2 separate regions of the Homo sapiens genome follow, and region 1 is linked to region 2. The links are chromatin contacts, found by Hi-C in ENCODE. All regions are on one chromosome and are shown on one strand. The core of a region is the stretch at or near the end of the contact, and the rest is flanking DNA. Distances in the headings are between cores, read along the strand shown. Region 1 holds the start of MTG1 (mitochondrial ribosome associated GTPase 1). Region 2 holds the start of LRRC27 (leucine rich repeat containing 27).

Region 1 (2,700 bases), core at 1-2,500, 1.1 Mb before region 2:
TTTTTGTTTTCTGAGACGGAGTCTTGCTCTGTCACCCAGGCTGGAGTGCAGTGGCACGATCTCGGCTCACTGCAACCTCCGCCTGCCAGGTTCAAGCAATTCTCCTGCCTCAGCCTCCCGAGTAGCTGGGACTACAGGGACGCGCCACCATGCCGGGCTAATTTTTTGTATTTTTAGTAGAGACACGGTTTCACCATGCTGGCCAGGATAGTCTCGATGTCCTGACCTCGTGATCTGCCCACCTCGGCCTCCCAAAGTACTGGGATTACAAGCGTGAGCCACCGGGCCGGGCCCTTCCACGGGTCTTAATCTGGGCTATAACACAGAGTAACACTGGCTCATTAGGCCCCTGCTACCTCGCGGGGATGATGACGATAGTCCCCTAACCAGGAATACCACACACAACCAAGATAACAAAGCTTCCAGCTTTCTTCCCCTCCAGTGTTATCCGAAGACCGAGGACACAGCCTCAGTCACCCACACGGGCCCTTCTTCCCCCTCGGCCCCCAGTACACGCGGAGCCGACGCAGGAGTGGCCATCACAACACCTAGACGGGCTGGGCTGGCCCCAGAGGTCTTCTTGGGGCCGAATTGTGACAAACAGTAAGAATTACCAAAGACGTTAAGCAGGAGAACGACTCAAGATACCAGTTAAAACTGAACAGGTGCCTTCATACCCACTGTTTCATTTAGTCCCCAAAAGACTCAGAAAAGTCTATCTTGTCAAGAACATGTGGAAACGGAGGCTTCGGGGGATTAAAAGGGCAGAAGGAACTTGCTGGGAACAGAGGACAGGGGCGGCGGGCCAGAGGTAGGAGGTCAAGCAGGCCCTGGGTCCGAGGCTGCGCCGCGGGGGCACTCGCGGGAACGGGCCTCTCCCGCAGCTGCGCAGGGGAAGGGGTCCCGGCGGCTCCGGGAGCGGGTGAGAGCGGGGAAGGAGGGGAGACAAGGGAGGAGGGGCGGGGCCAGCCCAGAACGACCGGGAGAAGCAGGCGACGGCCGAAACCGGGGTGGGAGGGAAGCAGAGGCGCCGCGGCCGTAGGCATGACCTTGCCCCTCCCCGCCGTGCCTCACCCTTGGCCATGTGGCCCGGGAACCAGCGCGCCACGTCGCGACCGCACAGGGGGAAGTTCTCCCGCCAGGCGGCCTGGGCGGCGCTGCACAGCGCGCGCGGGGTCAATCTCATGGCGGCACCGTCCCCGGAAACGCTCCCGCAGCTGACCTCCTCTGCGCCGCTGCGACCCGCCTCTGAGGTTCCGGCGCTGCGGGCCTCCGGCACTGCGGGCTTCCGGCGCTCCAAGGGGCCGCACCACGGCCTGCGCGTGCGCACGACGTTGCCTCCGCCTCCGGCGAAGCCCGGAGTGGGCGGGGCCCGGGCCCAGAGGGAGGGACGAATGGTGGGTCGAGCGTCGGGGCGGGACTGCGAGGAGACCCGGGGGGACGGGGAGGTTCCTGGGTTTTGTGGGTTTAAGTAATTCGCAGATTTATTAACATTCATTAAATATTAAAAATCATCGTTCTCCCTTAAGCATATCCTGAGTATAAGTGTAAAAATTTAGCAATCTCTTTTTACAATTTGGTTAAAATCTCTCAAATACTTTAAATTTACCTTATAAATGTAATCTCTTCATTTTCTTTTTAAGTACTTCAGGGTTTTTGTTTGTTTTGTTTTGTTTGAGACGGAGTCTCCGCTCTGTTGCCCAAGAGTGCAGTGGCACGATCTCGCTCATTGCAACCTCCAACTCCTGAGTTCAAGGGATTCTCCCACCTCAGCCTCCGGAGTAGCTGGGATTACTGGCGCCTGCCACCACGCCGGCTGATTTTGTATTTTTAGTAGAGATGGAGTTCCACCATGTTGGCCAGGCTGGTCTCCAACTCCTGACCTCAAGTGATCTACCTGTCTCGGCCTCCCAAAATGCTGGGATTACAGGCATGAGCCACCGCGCGCAGCCTCAAGTACTTCAGGGTTTAATATAACAAACTGTTTCCAAATACTGACTGCAGTTCTGCTAAATTAAACCGATTAATTAATGAGGCTGAAATATTCTCCACTGTCCAAGACTAGACATAAATATAGTCGGATTTCAACTCTAAATCAGCAGTCAGCAACTGCTCAATTGCACACTGCGTTACAAGAGTATTACTCTACCGGAATTTTTATTTTTGAGACGGAGTCTCGCTCTGTCGCCAGGCTGGAGTGCAGTGGCGTGATCTTGGCTCACTGCAACCTCCGCCTCCCGGGGTTCAAGCAGTTCTCCTGCCTTAGCCTCCTGAGTAGCTGGGACTACAGGTGCGCACCACCACGCCCGGCTACTTTTTTTGTATTTTTAGTAGAGATGGGGTTTCACCATGTTGGCCAGGCTAGTCTCGAACTCTGACCTCAGGTGATCTGCCCACCTCAGCCTCCCAAAGTGCTGGAATTACAGGCATGAGCCATGGCACCCAGCCTCTACTGGAATTTTTTAAACAAGCTACTGAAAATACCAAACATGCTCAAATTCTAAGTACAAAAATATTGCCATGGTTCTGATGTTCTTAAACCACCTAATACCCTAACGCCTAGCTGTAAATATTTTTGGGCATGAGAGAGTGGCCCCTCCGTGGAAGACAGAAGCCTCCCAGGTGGTTTCTGGGCTGAGTGGGGGCAGTCAGGGCCTCCTGCTAGGTCAATGCCCCCAAGCCCCCTCCTCACCAAGCCGG
Region 2 (2,765 bases), core at 193-2,692:
TTGTGAACATCTTTGGAGGGGGTGGCAGGCAAGCTCCTAGTCTGACCAGCACCCTCCTCCAGATCAGCAGCAGCCACAGAGGGAACTTCGTAGGAGCTGCTTCCCTCCATCCGTTCTCTTCCAGGGACAGCAGCTCATCCTCCTTGGTCTGGAGTCACCTGGAGACACGGGAAAGGGAAACGTAGAAGCAACTAATTATACCGAGGCAAAACAGAATAGCTGTGTGGCAGATCTACTGTAATGTAACTTGCTTTAAAAGCTATCATTTTTCCTAAGCAGTAGCAAAAATTTGACTTTTAAACATGTAAAAAAAAAAAAAAGGAATACAAAGAGGTTCAGATTAAAATTCTCTGCTCTCACTTTGTACAATGGAGTTCCAAGATTTAACTCCTGGAAAACGCAAAGGCGCACAATAGTAATGATCATTTTAGGGATGTAAACAGATCGGAACATTTCAAAGCCTGTAAATCAACTGCAACGCTTCCATGAAATGACTAGGGGCGGGTGGAAATTTGCACTGTTTCTTACCTCTGGTGTGGTTCTGTGCCATTTGAACTATGTTTTTAGTTTCTTGAGGCCAGGAAGCCTGTCTTTTGTTTACCATTTTGACCCAGTGACCAGAACTAAGTCTGGCTTACACCCAGTTAAGCACCGGGGAAAAACCTGTTAAATTAATCTCGAATTTTCGTTGTCCAGCAACACTTTTACTCAGAAGTATTGTTCACCAAAATCTCATTCAGCGAGGCACACTTCCACTTGCAATTTCCAAACAATTTATTCGGCAATAAGAATCAACGTTGGAATGCATCAGTTCACCTAATTCAAGTCACTCAACAGCCCAATGATTGGCATATGAGGCGCAGATCAGTTAGGGAACTGTTCCAGGGGCGCAGTTAATTGGGGGGTAGAGGCGACACCGGGACCCAGCAGGGTTCAACCCCAGGCAGCCTGCATTCCATGGAAGCCCGCGGGCTTTTTCACGGTCAGTTCACTTGTTTTCTCCGAATCACGGAACTTAAAACAGAGGAGGGGAGGCTTCAAACCTCAGAACAGGGAAAGTATCTTAAAACCAGAAGTGAAACAACAGCCTGGACTCACACAGGGCCCAGGCAGCGCAGGCTCCGTGGGGTTTCCGAGGCTGCCTTCAAGGGATCCCCACGCACGCCCACCCCCGCTCCCTGCCTCGATTTCCCCATCCGGGCGAGGCTGAGTTGGGTCCGACGCTCTGGGCCTCACATTCCAGGCCTCAGAAGGGCAGCCTTTGCGGTCAGCATCGCGGCTGGAGCTAGGCGACAGGGCACGACGGGCCGAGGCACCACCTTCCTGCCGCCGCCCGCCTCGAGGGCTCAGCGAGCTGGCCGTACCCGCCCCGTCTCACCTGCCGCGTCCCCGCCCACTGAAGCGCTGGCGAGCCCCGCCGCTGAGAGCAGCAGCCCGACAATGGAGGCCACCCAGCCAACGCGGTCGCCATGGAGACGCCGGTACGGAATCCCGCAGGCGCCACGCTGAGCGCGAGTGTGTCTGTGATGCGCCTGCGCGAGGGGTGTGGTGCGCCTGCGCGCGGGGGTGTGCGTGTTGTGGGGGTTTGTGCCTGCGTGCGGGGGCGGGGTGTGGGTGCCCCTGCGCGGCAGGGGGTCGGGTGTGGTGCGCCTGCCCGGGAGGGGGCGGGGTGTGGTGCGCCTGCGCTGGGGCGGGGGGTTGCGCTTGCGGTGGGGGGGTTGTGGTGCGCCTGCGCGGGGGTGGCAGGGGGTGGTGCGCCTGCGCACGCACGCGGCCAACGGTAGCATCCGTTTTTCCGCGCCCGCGGCCTTGAAGGGGTGGTGGTCGACGGGCAAGTAGAGACCGCGAGGGTCTGGAGGGGCGACCGGCCTGGCACAGAGGGGAAGGAAGAGAGCGGGATGCTAAGTGCCGTCTGGGGAGCCGGAGGGCCCGGGGCGGGCGGGGCTGCTCGAGGACAGCCGAGCAGAAAAGAATTGCTGCTGAGGCACCACCTTTGGAGCGGTCCTCGCTGCCTGTCCTTCCCGCTGGGCTCACTCCCCGCGTCTCTCCTGGGGCTTCCTGGAGCCACTTCCCACAGGAGCTGCTTGTCCCCAAATCTTGCCTCAGGACTTGCTGCCAGGGGAACGCAGACTCAGAGCGTCCTCTTTGGAGAAGTAAGGCTGCCTCTGGACGGAGGAGTGAGGGGGGCGAGGAAACGCAGTGAGTGTCCTGAGGAAGGGTTTTGAGAATTTGGAAGAAGATGAAATGACACCGGGCGGGAGGGGAGGTGCTCGCGTGGTCCTGTGGAACCCTGGAGTCCCGTGCACCTTCATTCCAGGATCCAACTGATAATGAAAAGTAGCACCCTCTGTCCCACCCAGAAACACTCTGGAAACCCGGACAGTTTAGCTGGAGTCTGCCATGATTTCACTTTTTTTTTTTTTTTTTTTTTTTTGAGGTGGAGTCTTGCTTTGTCTCCCAGGCTGGAGTGCAGTAGCGCGATCTCGGCCCACTGCGACCTCCGCCTCCCAGGTTCAAGCAATTCTCCTGCCTCAGCCTCCCCAGTAGCTGGGACTACAGGCGCGCGCCACCACGTCCAGCTAATTTTTGTATTTTTAGTAGAGACGGGGTTTCATCATGTTGGCCAGGCTGGTCTCGATCTCCTGACCTCATGATCCGCCCCCCTCGGCCTCCCAAAGTGCTGGGATTACAGGCATGAGCCACCGTGCCCGGCCTGATTCCACTTTTTAAAGGAAACGACATAATTATGTGGAGAAACGACTATC

The links. A loop is a pair of places that touch in the nucleus more often than their neighbours do. Pooled maps may share reads with other maps.
Region 1: a loop to region 2 is called in a map of naive thymus-derived CD4-positive, alpha-beta T cell, with 8 times the contacts of the local background. The contact joins the promoter of MTG1 here to the promoter of LRRC27 in region 2. A Hi-C loop is called at or near these places in 1 of 168 maps with a recorded cell type or tissue (naive thymus-derived CD4-positive, alpha-beta T cell), 17 of 37 single-sample maps with no recorded cell type and 14 of 50 pooled maps.

What each region holds. Positions count from the first base shown.
Region 1 is chr10:133,392,707-133,395,406 of GRCh38, reverse strand. MTG1 (mitochondrial ribosome associated GTPase 1) reads right to left here and starts at 1,250. Exons shown (of 11, transcript NM_138384.4): 1 at 1,075-1,250. The coding sequence starts at 1,186. RefSeq lists an enhancer at 1-524 and silencers at 849-1,048, 1,109-1,458.
Region 2 is chr10:132,330,870-132,333,634 of GRCh38, reverse strand. It overlaps LRRC27 (leucine rich repeat containing 27), which reads right to left and starts at 1,442. Exons shown (of 11, transcript NM_030626.3): 1 at 1,379-1,442; 2 at 1-158. The coding sequence starts at 110. It also overlaps a transcript of STK32C not described here. RefSeq lists a silencer at 1,621-1,740 and an enhancer at 1,625-2,159.